2 separate regions of the Homo sapiens genome follow, and region 2 is linked to region 1. The links are chromatin loops, found by intact Hi-C in ENCODE. Cell type or tissue: K562. All regions are shown on one strand. Each heading gives the region's core, and the rest is flanking DNA. Links, peaks and the distances in the headings are about the cores only.

What was found. Hi-C counts contacts between places; a loop is a spot of excess contacts. Peaks named below come from ENCODE experiments on the same cell type or tissue, not always from the same donor. Only the 100,000 strongest peaks of a DNase experiment are listed, where the experiment ranks them.
Region 2: a loop joins it to region 1, with 3 times the contacts of the local background. A loop is called at or near these places in 1 of 110 quality-filtered maps.

Annotation. Positions count from the first base shown.
Region 1 is chr7:107,495,923-107,506,621 of GRCh38, forward strand. The region is part of intron 6 of COG5 (component of oligomeric golgi complex 5); the gene reads right to left. Among named protein-coding and RNA genes, the nearest start is that of GPR22, 31 kb to the left of the region's middle. In K562, for the core only: a CTCF peak has its summit at 5,862 (motif pointing left); a DNase peak (open chromatin) is centred at 5,859.
Region 2 is chr7:107,313,312-107,324,010 of GRCh38, forward strand. The region is part of intron 11 of COG5 (component of oligomeric golgi complex 5); the gene reads right to left. Among named protein-coding and RNA genes, the nearest start is that of HBP1, 150 kb to the left of the region's middle. In K562, for the core only: no CTCF peak of the experiment used is centred there; DNase peaks (open chromatin) are centred at 5,400 and 6,810.

The sequences.
Region 1 (10,699 bases), core at 3,802-8,801:
TTTTATTTATTTTTACTCATTTTTTAATTATTTTTTTTTTTAAGAGACAAGGTCTCGCTATTCTGCTCAGGCTGGTCTTGAACTCCTGAGCTCAAACGATCCTCCCACCTTAGCCTCCTGAGTACCTGAGATTACAGTCACATGCCACCATACCCAGTTGGACCGAACATTTAAAGAGTAAATATCAATACTTCTACAACTCTTCCCAAAAATTAAAGAGAACGGAATGCTTCCTAACTCAGTCTATGAGGGCCAGCATTTGCCTGACATCAAAGTCAAAGACACTACAAGAAAACAACAGCCCAACATCCTGTATAAATACAGATGAAAAAAATCCTCAACAATATACTAGCAAACCAAATTCAGCTGTGTATTAAAAGGATCATACATCATGAACAACTAGGATCTATCTCTGGAATACAAGAGTAGTTCAACATACAAAAATCAATCAACTGACTGGGCACAGTGGTTCATGCCTGTAATCCCAGCACTTTGGGAGGCTAAGGCAGGTAGATCACTTGAGGTCAGCAGTTGGAGACCAGCCCAGCCAACATGGAGAAACCCCCATCTCTACTAAAAACACAAAAATTAGCTGGGTTTGATGGTATGCGCCTATAATCCCAGCTACTTGGGAGGCTGAGGCATGAGAACCGCTTGAACCCAGAAGGCAGAGGTTGCAGTGAACCAAGATCGTGTAACTGAATTCCAGCCTGGGTGACAGTGAGACTCTGTCTCAAAAAAAAAACAAAAAACAAAAAACAAAAAAACAATCAATATAATATACCACATTAATAGGATGAAAGGAAAAAAACACATGACCATTTCAACTGATGCAGGAAGAGCACCCCAACTCAACACCATTTCATGATAAAAACATTTAATAAACAGAAATAAAAGAAAAACTTCCTTAACACAATAAAGGTCATATATGAAGAACACACAGCTAACAAAATACTCAGTTGCGAAAGACTGAAAGCTTTTTCCCTAAGATCAAAAACAAAACAAGGCCAGACACAGTGGCTCACACTTATAATCCCAGCACTTCTGCAAGCAAACATAGGAGAATCACTTGAGCCCAGGAGTTCGAGACCAGCCTGGACAACATAGCGAGACTCCATCTCTACCAAATAAAAATTAAAAATTAGCCAGGCATGGTGGCATGCCTGTGTCCCAGCCACTCAAGTGGCTGAGGCAAGAGGCTCACTTGAGCCCAGGAGTTTGAGGTTACAATGAGATATGTCTGCGCCACTGCCACTGCACTCCAGCTTGAATGGCAAAGCAAGGCCCTGTCTCTACAAAACAAACAAACGAACAAACAAGTATTAGCCTGCACCTGCTCCACCAAAACTTCTATAGTGTTGGAAATCCTAGCCAGAGCAATCAAGTAAGAAAAAGAAATAAAAGGCATTCAAATCAAAAGGAAAGTAGTAAAACTGTCCCTGTTTGCAGATAACATGATCTAATATTTACAGAAATGCATAAAGACCCCACCAAAAAACTATTAACATAAAAAATTCAGTAAAGTTGCAGAATACAAAATCAACACACAAAAATCAGTGTCATTCCTATGTACCAACAACAATCTATATGAAAAAGATATTAAGAAAACAATCTCATTTACAATTGCATCCAAAGAATAAAATACTAGGAACAGACTTAAGTAAGAAAGTGAAAGACCTGTATATTCAAAACTACAAATAAAAGAAACTAAAGAACTAAAGAAGACAAACAAATGGAAATACTTCTAATGTTCATAGATTAGACAACTGAATACTGTTAAAATTTCCCTACTATTCAAAGTGGTCTACAGATTCAATGCAATCCCTATCTAAATCCCAATGTCATTTTTTAGAGAAATAGAAAAAAAAATCTAAAATTCATATGGAACCACAGAAGACCCTGAATAGTCAAAAGAACTCTGAGAAACAAATAATATAGCTGGTATCATCATACTTCTTTATATATACATACACAAAGCTATAATAATTAAATAGTATGGTACTGGCAAAAAGAAAGACAAACTGATGCAATAGAGTAGAGAGCCCAGAAATAAATTCATGCATATATGATAAACCAATGTGTAACAAGGGTGCCATGAATACACAAGGAGGTAATGACAGTCTCTTCAACAAATACAAGGAAAACTAGATATACAAATGCAAGGGAATGAAATTGGACCCTTAGTCTTACACCATACACAAAAATCAACTCAGAATGGCTTAATGATTTAGCCGTTAGACCTGAAACTGTAAAACTCCTAGAACGACACGTGAGGAAAAACTCTGTACCATTGGTCTTGGCAATGATTTCACAGATGTGACCAAAAACACAGACAACAAATGCAAAAACAGACAAGTGCGACTACATGAAACTAAAGAGGTTCTGCACAGCAAAGGAAACAAGACAGTGAAAATGCAACCTATGAAATGCGAGAAAATATTCACAAACCATGTATCTGATAAAGGGTTAATTTCCAAAACGTATAAGGGACTTTACAACTCGATAGCAAAAATAAAAACCCAATTAAAAATGAGCTAAGGACTTGAATAGACATTTCTCCAAAGAATACATACAAATAGCCAACAAGTATATAAAAAGATCATTAATATCTGACCAGTCATCAGAGTAATGCAAATCGAAACCACAGTGAGATACCACCTCACATCCGTTAGAATGGTTATTATTAAAAAAAACAAACAAGCAAAAACAACAAAAAACAGACACGTGCTGGTGAGGTTGCGGAGAAATTGGAATCGTTTTACACTGTTAGTGGGAATGCAAAATTGTACAACCCCTATAGAAAATAGTATGGTGATTCCTCAAAGAAATTAAAAATAGAATTACTATACGATCCAGCAGTCCCACTTCTGGGTTTTTATCCAAAATAACTGAAATAGGATCTTGAGGAGGTATCTGCACTCTCATGTTCACAGCAGCACTATTTACAACAGCCAAAATACAGAAATAACCTAAATGTCCACCAGCTGATGACTGAATTTTTTAAATGTGATATATATACATAGAACAGAATATTATTCCGACTTAAACAAGAAAGAAATCCTGAAATATGCAACAATGTGGATGAATCTTATGGATATTATGCTTAGTAAAATAAGCCAGTCACAGAAAGACAAATACTGCATGATTCCACTGACATAAGGTATCTAAAATAGACAAATGCATGGAAGCGAATAATGGAATTGTGGCTGCCAGGGGCTGGGGGAGAGGAAGAAATGAGGAGTTGTTAATCAATGGGCATAAAATTTTAGTAAAGCAAGATAAGTAAGTTCTAGAGATCTGCTGTTCAATACCATGCCTATAGATAACAATACCATATTATACATTTAAAAATCTGTTAAGAGGGTAGATCTCATATTAAGCGTACTTACCATTCTAAAATTTAAAAAAGAAAATCACCACACTAACGTAAGGTATTCCTATTAACCTATCCAGAAAAGTTTAAAAAACAAAGGGAAGAGGAGTAAATTTTTTTTTTTTTTTGAGATGGAGTCTCGCTCTGTTGTCCAGGCTGGAGTGCAGTGGCACAATCTTGGCTCACTACAACCTCTGCCTCCCAGGTTCAAGCCATTCTCCTGCTTCAGCCTCCTGAGAAGCTAGGATTAAAGGAGCACGTCACCATGCCCAGCTAATTTTTTGTATTTTCAGTAGAGGTGGGGTTTCACCATGTTGGCCCAGCTGGTCTCGAACTCCTGACCTCAAGAGATCAGGCTGCCTCAGACCTCCCTAAGTGCTAGGAGGTGTCAGCCACCATGCCTAGCCTGAAATTTTTAAAATGAGATGACAGAATGGAATGTTAAAGAGGGAACTGGAGTCTGTTAATTCAGTGCAAATAGGCGAATAGTGTATCTCAATTTCAAAGTTTAGAAGTAGGGATAGTATCTAACCTCCAGCTCTAATTCCTCCTTTGCATCTACATTTTTTTTCTGCAAACCTTTCTAAAACATCCCCCAGCTCACTTCTCCTCAAGTCTCCTGAGCCCAGATGAGTCGCATGTCCACGTTTAAACCATTACGTAAAGGAATGAAACTATCATGATCTATCATGATTTAAGCACTGGAGCAATTAAGTAGTCCCTTCCTTGAGCCCAAAGATATTATTAGGAAGAAGAGCACTCAACCAAACTGAGACCCTGTAAAAAAGAAAGAATGGAAACAAAGGAAGTGGGAAGTCAATCAGTAATGTATGCTACACTGAATATAGATCCACGTGCCATGGAAACCAATTTAAGATGTAAGAGTTGGCATCCTGTCTTGAAAAATAAGATTCTATCCAATTGTTCTTTCCTGGAACATATGAAGGGGGTTTTCAGGAACTTTTGCTGACAAATTCTGCATTCTCCTCAAGAAGCGACTCTGGATAAACTTGAGAAGTGAACAACTGAACTTCCAGAGCCCTAGACCATGCAATTTAGATACGGATTTCTTTTTCAAAGCAGATGTTACTAATCTCTGTAATTGCTACAGAAACAACTTCATAAATCTCTGTGTACTACCTCATTCTGAGGATCATGCCTTCTTCATGTGCCCACGAAAATAAATTCACCATAAGATATATCCCTAGATATCTAATTTGGCACTTTTTAGTTACATAGTATAAACTGATTGGATTTTAGAGAATGGTTTACCAGATATAATAATTTCAGGGTTTTTTCCAACAGTGAAATAACTTTAGTTTTAATATAATTAATAAGGAAATAATATAGATTATCACCACTGGCAACAGGATATATTCCTAGTTGTAATAATAAAACCATGTCATCAGTATGTATCTTCCTTTGGGATATGATATTAAAAGATTCATCAAATCACATTTCTGATTCATCAAAAGAGATTTCAAATCTCTAACACAGAAGTTAAAAACAAATGAATAAAACTGCAAGCTATTTTACTGAATATGTTTCTGAGAAGATCATGCCTCCCTGCCCTGTTGTTTATACAATATGAAAGTGTAAAATTCTACAGGTACACCTATAATCATAAATTTACATTCAACCATTCTAACAGCCTTTAGCAATCTTAATTTGCCATATTTACCAAAACAAAGACTAATAAAAACTGTTTCACATTGTTACTGGCTTTTCTATATATAAAGGAATAAATTATCTTGGCAATGAAAAGTAGAACAACCCACCTAATTTTCCTGTACAATATTATACTTAGAGACCCAAAGCTGTAATTCATCAAGAAGAAAGCTAGCATAATTTTAAAGGAACAGTCAACAATAGAATAAGCCTGTAGTTCTGAGGCACTTTGTTTAGATTAAGACACATTTTTTTCAAATTAATATTATTAGTAATATATACTAGAAGGGAAAAGAACTTGAGAACTATTGGCATAAGCATCCAAATGAAAAAGAAAATCCCTTAGAACCAAGAAATAAAAAACTTTGATACATTACTAGTTGGAAGTACCTTAAGCTAAATAAATTGTTCTCAAACTTTATAAGTCTTCCAGCAAGGGGTGATAGCAAGGTAAAACACAGAGCTTCCATGAACATTATTAAACAACCATATGAAACAGAACACATATCTAGAAATGCTTGCAACTTTAAAATGTACGAAAAACAACATACTAATGTTTACAGTAAAAGAGCTCCTTGTTTTTGTCTAGATGTTACCCTGAATTTTTTACACTATATGATAAAAGAATGAATAGAATCATAAATGTGGTATGAGTATTACCTGTTAAATATAAATTTTAGCAACATTAACTTCAATTAGTTTTAAAAAAGGTTTGTGTGCTTGTGTGTATAATTTCTATATGCTTATCTCTACCACATACAAACACATATCTAAGCATAAGCCTTTCTGGCCATTTGGATTTGAGCACAACATCACCCCCATCTGGTGGTGGCTGAACCCAGTCACATATGTAAGCAATTTAGAGACCATTTAAATCAAATGTACAAACAGAAAATCTTTATAATCTGTCATTACACTGTAGATATACACATATACATTACATTAACTATGAAGAAGTTGTCACACACAAAAAACTTCAATGCATTTAAGAAACAAGTCACTTCAGACTCACAATAAAGGGAAAACGAGAAACAGTTTCATGGTATTTTTTTCTTTTGATTTTTATTTCAATAGCTTTTGGAGTACAAGTGGTTGTGATTACATAAATAAATTATTTAGTGATGAATTCTGAGATTTTAGTACACCTATCACACAAGTAGTGTACTTTGTACCTAATATGCAGTTTTTTATCCCACATTCTCAATACCCTTCCTCTTCTGAATCTCCAAAGTCCATTTTATCACTCTAAGTCTTTGCGTATTCTTAGATTAGCTCCCACTTATAATGAGAACATTTGATGTTTAGTTCTCCATTCCTGAGTTATCTCACTTAGAATAATGGCCTCCAGCTTAATCCATGTTGCTGCAAAACACATTACTTCATTCCTTTTTATGGCTGAGTAGTATTACATGGTGTGTATATACATATACATCACGTTGTCTTTATTCACTCATTGGTCAATGGGCATTTAGGTGGGTTCCATATCTTTGAAATTGTGAATTGGTCTGCAATAAAGATATGTGTGCACGTGTCTTTTTCATATAATGACTTCTTTTCCTTTGGATAGATACCCAGTAGTGGGATTGCTGGATTGAATGGTAGATCTACTTTTAGTTCTTTAAGGAATCTCCATACTGTTTTCCATAAAGGTTGTATTAATTTACATTCCCACCAGTAGTGTATAAGCATTACCACATCCACACAAACATCTATTGTATTTTGACTTTCTAATAATGGCCATTCTAGACGGAATAAGCTGATAATCTCACTGTGGTTTTAATTTGCATTTCTCTAATGATTAGGGATGTTGAACATTTTTTCATATGTTTCTCGACCATTTGCATATCTTCTTTTGAGAAATGTCTATTCATGTCATTTGCCCACTTTTTGGTGGGATTATTTATTTTTCTTGCTGATTTGAGTTCCCTGTAGCTTCTGAATACTAGTTCTTTGTCACATGCACAGTTTACAAGTCTTATCTTCTCCCGTTCTGTGGGTTGTCTGTTTATTTTGACAATTATTTCTTTTGCTGTAGAGAAGCTATTTAACCAGGTCCCATTTATTTATTTTTGTTGCATTTGCTTTTGGGATTTCAGTCATGAATACTTTGTCTAGGCCAATGTCTAGAAGAGTTTTTCCTAGGTTTTCTCCTACGGTTTGTATGGCTTTGGGTCTTAGATTGAAGTCTTTGATCCATCTTGGGTTGATTTTTATATAAAGTGAGAGGGATACAGTTTCATTCTTCTACATGTGGCTAGCCAGTTTTCTCAGCAGCATTTATTTAATAGGGTGTTCTTTCCCCAATTTATGTTTTTGATGCTTTGTTGAAGATCACTTGGTTCTAAGTATTTGGCTTTATTTCTGAGTTCTCTATTCTGTTTCATTGGGTCTATGTGCCTACTTTTATACCAGAACCATGCTGTTCTGGTAACTGTATACAGCCTTGTAGTATAACTAAGAGTCCAGTAATATGATGCCTCCAGATGTGTTCTTTTTGCTTAGGATTGCTTTGGTTATTTGGGCTCTTTTTGGTTCCAAATGAATTTTAGGATTTTTTTTCCCATTCGGTGAAAAATAATGTTGGTATTTTGATGGGGAATTGCACTGAATATGTAGACTGCTTTGGGCAGTATGGTTATTTTCACAATATTGATTCTTCCAATCTATGAACACAAGATGTGTTTCCATTTGTTTGTGTCATCCACGTTTTCTTTCAGCAGTTTTGTAGTTCACCTTGTAGAGATCTTTCACCTCCTTGGTTAAGTATATTCCTAGTATTTTATCTTTTTTGCAGATGCAAAAGGGGCTAAGTTCTTGATTTGATTCTCAGCTTGGTGGTTGGTGTGTAGCAGTGCTACTGATTTGTGTACATTGACTTTGTAACCTGAGACTTTACTTGTTTATCAAATCTAGGAGTCTTCTGGAGCAGTCTTTATTTAGGGTTTTTCATGTATACAATCACATCATCAGTGAACAGTGATAGTTTGACTTTCTTTTTCCAATTTGGAAGCCCTTTACTTCCTTCTCTTCCCTGATTGCTCTGACTAGGACTAGGACTTCCAGTACTATGTTGAATAGAAGTGATCAAAGTGGGCATCCTTGTCTTGTTCCAGTTCTCAGGGGGAAGGCTTTCAACTTTTCCCCGTTCAGTATGATGTCGGCTGTGGGTTTGTCATATATGGCTTTTATTAATTTGAAGGAAATCCCTTCTATGCCTAGTTTGTTGAGGGTTTTTTATCATAAAAGGATGCTGGATTTTACCGGATGCTTTTTCTGCATCTATTGAGATGATCATATAGTTTTTATTTATAATTCTGTTTATGTGATATATCACATTTATTGATTTGCATATGTTAAATCATCCCTGCATCCCTGAAATAAAACCCCTCGATCACCATGCATTATCTTTTTGATGTGATGTTGGATTTGGTTAGTTAGTATTTTGTTGAAAATTTTTGCATCAATGTTCATCAGGGATATTGCTCTGTAGTTTTCTTTTTTTGTTATGTCCTTTCTGAGTTTTGGTATCAGGGTAATACCGGCTTCAAAGAATGATTCAGAGAGAATTCCCTCTTTCTCAATCTTTTGCAATAGTTGCAGTAAGATTGATACCAGTTCATCTTTGAATATCTGGTAGAATTCAGCTGTGAATCTATCTAGCCCTGGGCTTTTTCTTTGTTGGCAATTTTTTTTATTACTGATTTAATCTTGCTGCTTGTTATTGGTCTGCTCAGGGTTTCTATTTCTTCCGGATTTAATCTAGGAGGGTTGTATGTTTCCAGGAATTTATCCATTTCCTCGAGGTTTTCTAGTTGATATGCATAGGGGTGTTAATAGTAGTCTCAAATGATCTATTGCGTTCTGTGGCATTGGTTGTAATGTCTCCAGTTTCATTTCTAATTGAGCTTATTTGAATCTTCTTTTTTTTCTTGGTTCATCTAGCTTAATGGTCTATCCATTTTGTTTATCTCTCAAAGAGAGAATTCAGTTCTTGGTGCTTTCAGGGGTGGAAACTCTGAGTTCCTTGGTTATTAAGAGTCTTTGTATGATAGCTTTCTCTGCTGCTGGTTGTAGTAGCAATATGTTGGTCATGTGAGCAAGTTCACTGTCTCCCATAGGGTTGAAATGGTAGAGGTCTCTTGACGCTTAATCTCATTCCCCTGTGATGTGCACTTTTTTATTTATTTTTTCCCCAGTATTTTATTTACTGGATTGAATATTTTAGGCTTCAGGCCAATACAGGAGGTGTCCACAGGTAAAAACCAGCTTTGGCTAAAGCAGGTGGGTAAATGCAATACCCAATGGTGGGGAAAGGTCCCAGCCTTGACAGAGGTGGCCGAGGAAGCTCTCAGTGAAACACACTGAGGTCTTACCAGAGGGAGGGACTGGAGCCACCTTAGCTCCCTTGTCAGGCTGGCAGAAAATTCATCTGCAGGAATGTTGATGTTTCAAGTGGAGAGGAATTGTGCCTCTGCCTCTCATGCAATCCTGCACTTGGAAAGTGCTCCTCCTGTGGGGATGCAGTCACCCTGAAGTGTTTCAGAGAGGTTGTCTATAGGTATACCCATGCCAAGCTCCCATGGGAAAAGCCCCACCTGTGTCTGCAGTGGTGAATGAGGGGGAAAAGAAGTCATCTTCTCCAAGGCTATTCACAAGCACCAGGACTGCCTGACTGTTGGGGCAGAGCTGCAGACTTTCCTTGCTGAGCCCAGCATGGCAACTGTATTTCTCCTGAAAGAAACTTCCCACCAGTGGAAAGATCTGGGACTCAAGGCCTCCCGCCTGGGTTCTTTTGTGCCATGGGTGGTCCCTTGATGTGGTACACTCTCCCTTCCCCTAGAAACAGGTGTCCCTAAGGGCAAGAATACTGTGAATGCTGTTGTTCCTCTGGGTCTAGATGCCCAGTGTGGCTGCCATACTCTAGGCTGCTGCTTGGAATGCCTGCAAGGAATCCAGAGATATGGCCTGTCCTCAAGTCTCCCAGCAGTGGGTACCAGTACCAGCTCTGATGGGGGTGGCAGGAAAGTGACACAGACTGTGAGATTCCTTGGTTATGGATAGTCTTAATGTGTTGGCTTTCTGAAATGATGGTTGTAGTAGTAATGAAAAGGTTATGTGGACAGACTCAGGACCTCCTGGTTGGCCAGGGTAGTAGAGGCAATGGTGACAGGTAAGGTCATGCACAAGTTTTCTCCTTCCTGGGTGCAGTATTATTCTACCTGGAGATGATGTAATGGACTGTGTTAGTTGGCCTCCAGCCAGGAAATGATGTGTGCAAAAGAGCACCAGCTGCAGTAGTTAACAGTGGTATTTGTGTTGGTCTTATGTTACCCAGGGGCAGTGCTTTGGTTTCTCAGGAATGGGCAGGGCCATAAAGCTCCCAAAAGTTTCTGTCCTTTGTGTTAAACTACCAGGGTGGCTGGAGGGGTAAAGCCAGGTGGGGGCTGGGGTCAGGCAGGTCCCTGCTCTGACTCTCCACAAGTGGGGCAAGCAGCAGCCCCTGGGCAGGAGTTTGAGGGAGGTTTCTCTGGCACTGGGGTAATGTTCCAGAGAGGTGTATTAACTGTCTCTGCTGCACAGAGAATTGTATGTAGGGAGTGGGAAGTAACAGGTGATAGTAAACCCCACCCAGCTCACCCAGCTCCCCGCATACTTCGC
Region 2 (10,699 bases), core at 3,135-8,134, 180 kb before region 1:
GAACTGAAATAATCAGCCTCTATATACACAACTGGAATGCCAGAGGAAGACAATACCGAATATTAACAAGCATGTGGAAAAACTAGAACTCTCATATACTGCCAAGGAGAGTTTAAATGAGTACCACCATGTTGGAAAACTCTCTGACAGTACCTAATAAGCTGAGAAAACAACTAATATGTATTTTCTTATAGTTTTGGAGGTCAGAAGTCTGAGATTGGTCTCACTGAGCCAAAATCAATGTGTCAGCAGTATAGTCATGTTCTTTCTGGAGGTTCTAGGGGGAATTCTGTCCCTGTCTTTTCCACTTGCCTGCATTCCTTGGTTTGTGGCCCCCCTTCAAGCAATTATATTACTCCTACCTCTGTTTCCATTATCACATATCCTCCTCTGAGTCCTGCTTTCCTCTTACTCTTAAAAGGACTATATGATTACACTGGGTCCACTCAGATGATCAGAGATTATCTTGATAATCTCTCTACCTTAAAATCCTTAACTCACATCCGCAAAATCCCTCTTGCTATGAAGGTAACATAATCACAGATTCTGGAGATTAGGCCATGGAACTCTTTGGAAGGACTATTATTCTGCCTATCAATTTTCCATTTTTGAGTTAATTTCCCAAAATTGCACAGAATTGTCATGGTACCATTATTTAAAGTAGCACAAAATGGGAAATCACCCAAATGCTCATCAATAATATGAAAGATAAACATATTATGGTATATTCACAGGATGGAATATTTTACCATTTTGAGAATGACTTACAAGTACATGCAGCAATATGGGGGACTTTTAGAAACATTTTGAGCAAGAGAAGTCACACAGGAGACACGAGCACAAACTAGATGATTTTATCTGTATAAAAGAAAAATAACAATTTTAAAAAATTCCATTAGAAATTAGTGGAAAAAATTCCATTAGAAATCTCTTGTTGAGAGGGGCTGGTAGAAACTAGAAGGGGACATGAAGGGAACATCTGGACTACAGATAATACTGTTTCTTATTCTTGATGCTGTACTTGATCTTAGTTATACAGATGTTTTAAAATTTGAAAAACTCATCTAGGTGTGAAATTATGATATGTACACTTTTTCTTAATGAGTATTATAGCTTAATAAATACTTTTTTAAAAGATTAATGGAAGTCTGGCTGGGCACAGCGGCTCACGCCTGTAATCCCAGCACTTTGGGAGGCCGAGGCGGGCAGATCACGAGGTCAGGAGATAAGAGACCATCCTGGGTAACACGGTGAAACCCCATCTCTACTACAAAAAAAAAAAAAAAAAAAAAGCCAGGCATGGTGGGCGTGCCTGTAATCCCAGCTACTTGGGAGGCTGAGGCAGGAGAATTGCTTGAACCCAGGAGGCAGAGGTTGCAGTGAGCCAAGATCGTGCCACTGCACTCCAGCCTGGGCAACAGAGTAAGACTCTGTCTCAAATAAAACAAAACAAAACAAAGACTATTGGAAGTCAATGCAGGATTTTAATCAGAAAATGACATGATCAAATTTGTTCTGCCAAACAGAACATCAAAGCACTTACTTGATAGCTAGATTTACTTTCTTCCAAGGTATATAAACTTTTAGTACTTTCCTAAAAGATCCCTCTTATCTCAAGCCCTTAACACAAATTGCAAGTTTTCTTTTTGTGTTACAGTGTTAGGATGGTACTTTATAGGCTCATTAGAACTATGTAACAAAATACTTCCATTGCAAGGATCAAAATTCTAAAAAGTACTTTAAATGAGTATATTAGGTTTATCTCCCTAAGTATATACATATTAAGGTAGACATTAATTTTCAAGAAATATTCACAATATGATCTCAACTTGCATACTATTCTAATCTTTTTTTTTTTTTTAAAGAACATACATTCTCATATAGTTTGTTTTATCTCCCTAATTCTTGGAAAGATTTGACTCTTTATCACTATATGTTTTAAAAAGGTAAAGATAATGAGCTTTAGTATACAGTATTTCAAGCCTTAAAACTTTTAAAATCTGGTAACACATATATCTCAATGTATCTCTTATTCATTCTTGGTTTGGGAAGCCAAGTATTACAGATATATAACCATGTTAGCACTCTAACTTGTATGAACAACTTCTTTGAGTGGCTTAAGAGTTTTCAGAGACTAATACTGCACAAGGGGTTTTAGACATGTAAAAAGAGATGTACTTGCTAGATTTTTCAAGCATACTTCCAAAAAGAAGTAAATTTATTGTCAAGCTCTTGGATTACCTTCTAATAGAACTTTTTTTTTTTTTAACTAAGCATGAACATGTATAATCAGAAAGAACATATTCCTAACTAGGAACATTTTCCTTTAGATATACTTTGCCAAAACATTACTTACTTAGACAATCTGTTACATTGTGTGTAATCCTCAACTCTGCAGATGGTTGCACTTCCTTAATATTGCCTGTCTATAATTCTAAGAAGTACTACAGTACACTTCAGGGACTGTATGTGCTATAAAAATTGAAGGTACTTTATAAACAACTTACTTTGGAGTTCTCCCAAAGGAAGTTATTAAAGTAATTATGGTATTAGAAGTAGCAGGCTATTCCTAAGGTGAAATATTAATGGGATTTTCTGTCTACATATTGTATGTTTCCTGTCATTAGCTTCTTTCACTATACAAGACAGATAGGTCCCATAAGATAAGAACTGAAAACATACGCTGGCAATTAAAAAGTAGGTCATTGCTTCCCTTAATGAGAACAATTTCAATAGAATGATGGAAGACAGCCAGATTACACCTAGTTGAGAAATCAACAGAATGAAAATGAACACCAAAAAATGCAAACTACTCTTTGGAGAAATTTACATAAAAAGAGAGAGAGTAAACAGCAACTAAAGAGGAACTTTCTAGTTTTGTTTTATTTTTTATTACATGGGAGCAACATGAATAGGTTTATAGCTGAGGAAAAGAAATTAAAAGAGAAGGAGAAATCCAACACAGAAAAAGGAGAAATATAAATGATGATGCTAGGAGAGAGAAATAAACAGAGTAGGTCTGGGCACCAGGTAAATGGGTGACCTTGAAGAAGAAGTTAAGTTATCTTCTGAGGCTCAAAGGGAGGAAATAAGGCTCTTATTTGGAAGAAAGGTACAGGAAAAAATTTCTTAATGACATTAATTGTCCTAATGACCCAGGAGATAAAGGAAGACATGTGGAGAATACTGAAGGTTTGTAATGGTTAAGAAAAGAAAAGCAGGCAGGGCGTGGTGGCTCTCGCCTGTAATCCCGGCACTTTGGGAGGCCAGGGCGGGCGGATCACGAGGTCTGGAGATTGAGACCATTCTGGCTAACACAGTGAAACTCAGTCTCTACTAAAAATACAAAAAAAAAAAAAAAAAAAAAAAAATTAGCCAGGCGTGGTGGCGGGCGGCTATAGTCCCAGCTACTCGGGAGGCTGAGGCAGGAGAATGGCGTGAACCCAGGAGGCGGAGCTTGCAGTCAATGGAGATGCACCACTGCACTCCAGCCGGGGGGACACAGTGAGACTCTGTCTCAGGAAAAAAAAAGAAAGAAAAGCAGATAATCACTGACAAGTAAATGGCAGTATCACTAAATAAACGTACACACACACTCCCATATAATATTCTGAAATATACTTTTAATCATTATTTAAATTTGAATCATTAAATATTTTAATCACTATTTAAATCATCATGACCATAAGCAAAAGTTTCTCATTGAAATTTTAATGAGGAACTTTTGCTTATGGTCACAATGATATGATAGGGACCAGATTTACCAACCTATCTGAAACAACAAAAAATACACAATATATGAAAGATGGCTTTCAAGACATTTAACATGCAACATAGGACGGTGATTCCTCAGAGTCAGGAAACAAATGAGATGAACCCTATGAGTGCCCCAGCTCATTACCTTAAAGGACTTTCCAGGCCATGGCACGGAAAGAGGGAAAATACCCTTCCTTCTATCCCCTCCCAGAACAGCCAAACAGAAACAACTAGAGTTCACAAAATAGAATACCGGAGAGAACAGAGGCGCATAGACAGAGAATTCCAGAGATGTGCAAAGGGTTCCCTTTGAGTATTCAGCAAAGCACTGATCAGCATTAAACTTCCAGAGTTTGGGGGAAAACTATGAAAAAGGTTTAGAGGGAACATCCTGTTACATTCACATAAGATTGAGAATAATCCCTATTCTCTAAAGCCAGGCTGGAAAACCTCATAATTCACAGGGTAATAATTTGAGGGTATTAAGAAGAATGTTGCCTCATAACTGGGAAATAAATAGCAGATTATTACTGCTTTGAATTTGCTAATAAATCTTAAAGCAATATTCAAAAGGATCAAACTGTCTTTAAGTATCTGATACTATCAGTATTAGAGATGACAAAATTAATCAGCCCCAAACAAGGTTAAGTTCATGTTTAATATCCAATAAAAATTATTAGACATGCAAATAAGTAGAAAAATATCAGGTCTGATGGAAAGAAAATTCAACCAAACAAAAACCCGGAATTAACATAGATGTTAGAATGAGCGGACAAGGGCATTTCCATCCCGGTCTTATTCTGTGGAGTTCAACTTACTTATTGTTTCTGTGATTTCCTTAGTTTACCTTCTACGATTTTACTAAAAATGTTCTAAAACAATAAATAATAAACAATATCGGAAGATATAATGGTTAAAGGCTTGAAATTTTTAAAGTATGCTAATGGCTTTTTTCTTTCTTTCTTTCTTTCTTTTTTTTGATACAGAGGTTCGCTCTGTTGCCAGGCTGGAGTGCAGTGGGGCCATCTCGGCTCACTGCAACCTCCACCTTCCAGGTTCAAGTGATTCCCCTGCCTCAGCCTCCGGAGCAGCTGGGACTACAGACGCGTGCCACCACACCCAGCTAATTTTTTGTATTTTAGAAGAGACAGGGTTTCACCATGTTGGCCAGGATGGTCTCAATCTCCTGACCTTATGATCTGCCCACCTTGGCCTCCCAAAGTGCTGCGATTACAGGCATGAGCCATAGCACCTGGCCGCCAATGGCTTTTTTCTTTGTAGATTCCTGTCATATTGAGAGACGAAATATTCAAAGTACAAATTAAATGTACTCATTTAAAGAAAGAAAATAAAATGATAGCCACCCCAAGGTTTTAAAAAACTTTTTAGAGTGATAAAGCACATTTTAAATTAATATGTGACAACAGATGCATTGCAACTACAGCCATAAATAATTTTTTGTTTTTGATTTTTTGGCTTAAACAGCAAAAATTTATTTCTCACAGTTCTGGAGGCTACATACAAGTCTAAGATCAAGGTTCTGGTAGGGCTGAGTTTCTCTTCCTGACTTGCTGATGGCCTCCCTCTTGCTAAGTGCTCTCATGACCTTTCCTTGTGCCTGTGTACATAGAGAGTGAGTAAGCTCTCTCGCGTCACTTCTTATAAGGACAGTAATCCTATAAGATCAGGGCCCACCCTTGTGACCTCATTTAAACTTAATTGCTTCCATAAACGCCCTATCTCCAAATACAGTTACACTGGGGGTTAGGGCTTCAGTGTATGAATTGGAAGAGGTGGCACATAAACATTTAGTCCATAACAAAAATGTTTCACATATTTTCAACAACTATTTTTTTCTAACTTTTTTCTTTTTCCCTTCCTCTCTTGGCTCTGAAACTCCAATTACACATATGTTAGATTGCTTGATGTGTCCCATGGGTCCTAAGACTCTAATAATTTTTTAAGTTTGTTTTTAAATCTTGGTCCTTCATTCTGAATTATGTCTATGGCTGTATCTTCTAGTTCACTGATTTTTTTTTTTTTCTTCTCAGGGTTAAATCTGCATTTAATTTCAGATACTATATTTTTCATATGTGGAGGTTCCATTTGATTCTTCTTGATACTGTCCATTTATCTCATTATATGTTATTTTTAAAATATTTGAGCACATTTATAACATTTATAAGAAGTGTTTTAAAATTCCTAGTCTGCTTATACTACTGATACTTCAGCTTCTCTGTTTCTACTGGTTATGGTCTCATTTTCCTGCTTCTTCTCATGTCCACTCATTTTAATTGGATGCTGAATATGTGATACTATATTGTTAAGTGACAGATTTTGTTGTAATCCTTTAAAGAGTTCTGGAATCAGTAAGAATGGCAGACTATATATTGATTCCCATTTTTTTGTGTGTGCAGCTGTCTGGAAATTGCCAGGTAGAAAGCTGCGGTGATTTTAGCGTTCAATTTGTTTTGGTTTATCTGAGATCACAGTTCTATATTGCCTGTTGCCCAATGTCTGAAAACAGGTGTTTCACAAATTTTACTCACTGTTCTAGTTTATAATGGGAGAACATCTAAAGTAGCAGTTACCTTTCCATGTAGGGAAGTAAAAGTCCATTAAATGACCTTTTTTCTTTCTTTTCAAAATTTACGTGATTTAGGATCCAACACAACTAATCTCTAATTTATTATGCTGAGTGACTGAGTGATAAGAAACTGGTTTTCTCCAGTTTCAAAAAACATCACCTGCTGGGTGTGGTAGTGCTCTTGTAGGCCCAGCTACTCAGAAGGCCATGGCAGCAGGGTCACTGGAGGCCAGGAGTTCAAGGCTGTAGCGTGCAATGACTGTGCCTGTGAATAGTCACTGCACTTCAGCCTGGGAAACACAGTGAGACTCCATTTCAAAAAACAAAACAACAACAACAAAAAAAACTGAAAAGTATAATTCTTTAGAAAAGAGTGAACACTCTGATGTTGTAGAGTGTGACATGTTGGAAAAGACCCATGCAGGCAAGCTTAGGGCTAGACAAATGAGAGATAAGGAGAATGAGGTGGCAAGACGGCATAGACAAGATAAAAAATTGTGTCAACACTGAAAAATTGGTGACTCTGTGAAGTTTTGTTATATAAATAGTAGAAGACAGATGTTGATTTTACCTACCTTATGCTGGAATAATTACTTATACTATTTTAAATATTTTTAAAGTGTGTAACTAAAGGTTAGACTATGTGAGCGATGGCTTAATAGCAACAACAGGGATTTATATCTGTTTACATAAAACTCTGCAATGACAATTTTCCTTTTAGAATATCTTTTCTATGCAAAATGCCATAGATCATTCAAACATCCATGGAAAACTGGCAATGCTCCTGGTTCCCCTCTTAGTGTGAATGGTAGGAAATATAATCTTGTTTTGTTCGATTGAATTTTTATCTAAACATCAGCAACACTAAGAGATCTCAAGATTCAGTAATCAGCACAAGGAAACCCCAACCAGCCTAAGTCATGATGCATATCAAGGGTGTCTTTCTGGTTGTCCAAGTCTAAAACTGGTTGCAATTGCAGGTTAGGTTGGTCAGTAAAAGAAGATCTATTTCATTGTCTAGTATCTTAAAGGATAAGTACGGAAAGAGAGATCAGAGGGAGGTATAATTAAAGGTATAAATATAGGTCCCCTCTGTCACACTGTAAAATGAGACCCTCTCCATAATTACAGGACTCTCTGAGAGAAAGGAGATGATAATGCTTAAGAAAAACTTCACACTGATGTTTTTGGAAGCTCAGTGAACAGAAAACCATGATTGGTTAAGTACAGACATCCTTTCCTTCCCAGTAAACTGAGTCCAAACAAAGTTAAAACAGGACTTCTTCTACACCCCCACCTCCCAGTAATGATTACCATCAGAAGGCACCTCTTTATCCAATTTAGACATCAGGGTTTCAAAGGGCTTCCATAAGTGAGTTTTACATTTGCTTTCTTTTATTCCAAAAACTGAGACTTTCATATTTGTAAGAAATCACCAATAACTACTAGAATAAGTAAGACTGGCAAAGTCAGAGGACACAAAGTCAAAATACAAGTATCAATTGTATTTCTCTATTTTAAAAATCAACAATTATAAAGTAAAATGAAAAAATAACATATAGAATAGCATCAAAATATATAAAACAGTGATAAATTTAAGAAAAGATTTGTTAGAACTGCATGCTAAAAACTATAAAGCATTTATAAGAAAAAATGTAAAAGTCCTAAATAAATAGAATAATACAGGATGTGGATCAGAAGACTCAATATTAAACTGTGAATTCATCACATATTGATCTGTAGATTCAATGCAATCCTCATCAAAATCCCAGGAGTCAATTATTGGAGGAACAAAATTCTGAAACACATATGGAAATGCAAAAGACCTATGGTAACTAAAATTACTTTGATAAAGAAGAACAAAATAGGAGGACTTTGACTACTGTGACGAAAACCCTGTTGTACTGATGTAAACATAGACATTCAGAAAAATGGAACCAAACAGAGTCCAGAAATAGTCTTACTTATAGATAACCAAATGATTTTCAACAAAAGTTTCCAAGAAGTCAATAGGCAGAGAATAATGTTTTGGAGCCATATGTTCTAAAAGAAATGAATGTTGAGATAACTCATAACATACACGAAAATTAACTCAAACCTAGTAAAACTTCTAAAATAAAATGTAAGAGGAAATGCTTCTGACTTTGGATTAGGCAATAATTTTTAGGTCAAAAAAAAGTACAAATTATTTAAAACTTTGATAAACTGAATTTGATCAGGATTTAAAACTTTTGTCCTTTGGAAGGCACTGTTAAGAAAACAAAAAGCCAAGCCACATTCTAGGGGAAAATATCTTCAAAACATGCAACTAAGGAAGTACTCTGAACCCAGAATATGCAAAGATTCCTTGGGACTCATTAAGAGAACAAGAAATACAATAAAAACAGAGGACAATCCTTTAGACAAACACAAAACCAAAAAAGTTATACAGATGGCATCTAAGCCTGTGAAAATGTGGTCAACATCTGCTATGGTCTGAATGGTTTTATCTCCCCAAATTCATATGTTGAAACCTACTCACCAAATGTGATGGGGTTAGGAAGTGGATTCTCTCAGAGGTGATGAGGTCAGGGGGAGAAAATCCTCATGAATGAGATTAGTGCACTTACAAAAGAGGCTCAGATAGCTTCCCTATCCTTTTCTAACACGTGAGGACACAGTCAGAAGGCACAGTCTATGAACCAGGAAGCAGGCCCTCACCAAATACTAAATCTTCCAGTACCTTGATGTTGGACTTGCCATTTCTCCAGAACTGTGAGAAATAAATTTCTGTTGTGCATAAGTTGCCCAGTCTGTGGTATTTTGTTGTAGCAGCCCAAATGAACTAAGAAAGCATCATTAGTCTAGTGGAAGCTAAAACCCCAATAAAAAAAACTAGTACACACCCACTGGAATGACTAAAATTAAAATAACTGACAATATCATGGATTGGCAAAAATGTGGAGCAACTGGAACTATCACACATTGTTGATGGAAATGCAAAATGGTATATCCATTTTGGATTATAGCACTGCAGTTTCTGTAAAGTTAAACAACATTTACCAAATAATTGAGCAATTCCACCCTTACATATTTGCACAAGAGAAGGAACACATATGTCCACAAAAGAGATATATGTATGTAAATAACTGTAACTTTATTCATAATAATCCAACTTGTTTCTCAACTGCAGAATGGATAAAAAATTGTGGTATATATCTACACAATGGAATACAATTCAACAATTTAAAAGGAAATGGACTACCGATATATGCAACAACATGGAAGAATCTTAATTATGCTGATGATCAAATAATGCATACTATATGATTCTAGTTGTTGCCAGGACCCAGGGAGTGAAGGTAGCAGATAAACTGCAAAAGTACATAAAGAAAATTTGGGGATGATGGAAATGTTCTATATCTTAATTGTAATGATGGTTATATGAATGTAAACATTTGTCAAACATCATAGAATTTTATGTTTAAAATTGGTGACTTTTACTGCATATAAATTATATCTCAATAAAGCTGAGCAAAAACAAAAACCAAGGAAATATACGATATTTATTCCCTCCCAAAATGAGCAGTGTGATTCACAAGTAAACGGAACAGGCCGGGCGCAGTGGCTCATGCCTGTAATCCCAGCACTTTGGGAAGCCAAGGCGGGCCGATCATTTGAGGTCAGGAGTTCGAGACCAGCCTGACCAACATGGTGAAACCCCGTCTTTACTAAAAATACAAAAAAATTAGCCAGGAGTGGTGGTACATTCCTGTAGTCCCAGCTACTAGGGAGGCTGAGGCAGGAGAATTGCTTGAACCCAGAAGGCAGAGGCAGCAGTGAGCCGAGATCACGTGACTGCACTCCAGCCTGGGTGACAGAGCAAGACTCCGTCTGGAAAAAAACAAAACAAAAGAAAACGAAACACTACAACTAAATGGAGTAAATGGATCCTAATATCCCATTAGGTTAAGTTCTGTTTAGCTACAAATGAATGAAGACCTCTTTGTGGTTACTGTCTTACTACATACTTCATTAGAAATAAGTAGAGAGACAAGCAGACTAGTTTATTTAACTCTGGTCAGTGTAGGGAGGGCAGTGGCTAAATAATATTTAGCATACAGTAAGTCCTTCTAGTAAATGCTTGTGAATAAAAATTTAAATAGAAATGAACTCTTAACACTTTTTAAAGGCCTAGGTACATTATATGCTCTTACCTAAAGTATTTAGACAAACACACGCGTAAGATATTAGCTGGTTTGCATATTTCATTGTATAGATCTACCAGTCCATTATTTCATGATATAAAGAAATTAAGAAAAAGTTTTGTGGAACATATTTGAATGACCAACTTTTAATTCACGATGTAGATATTTC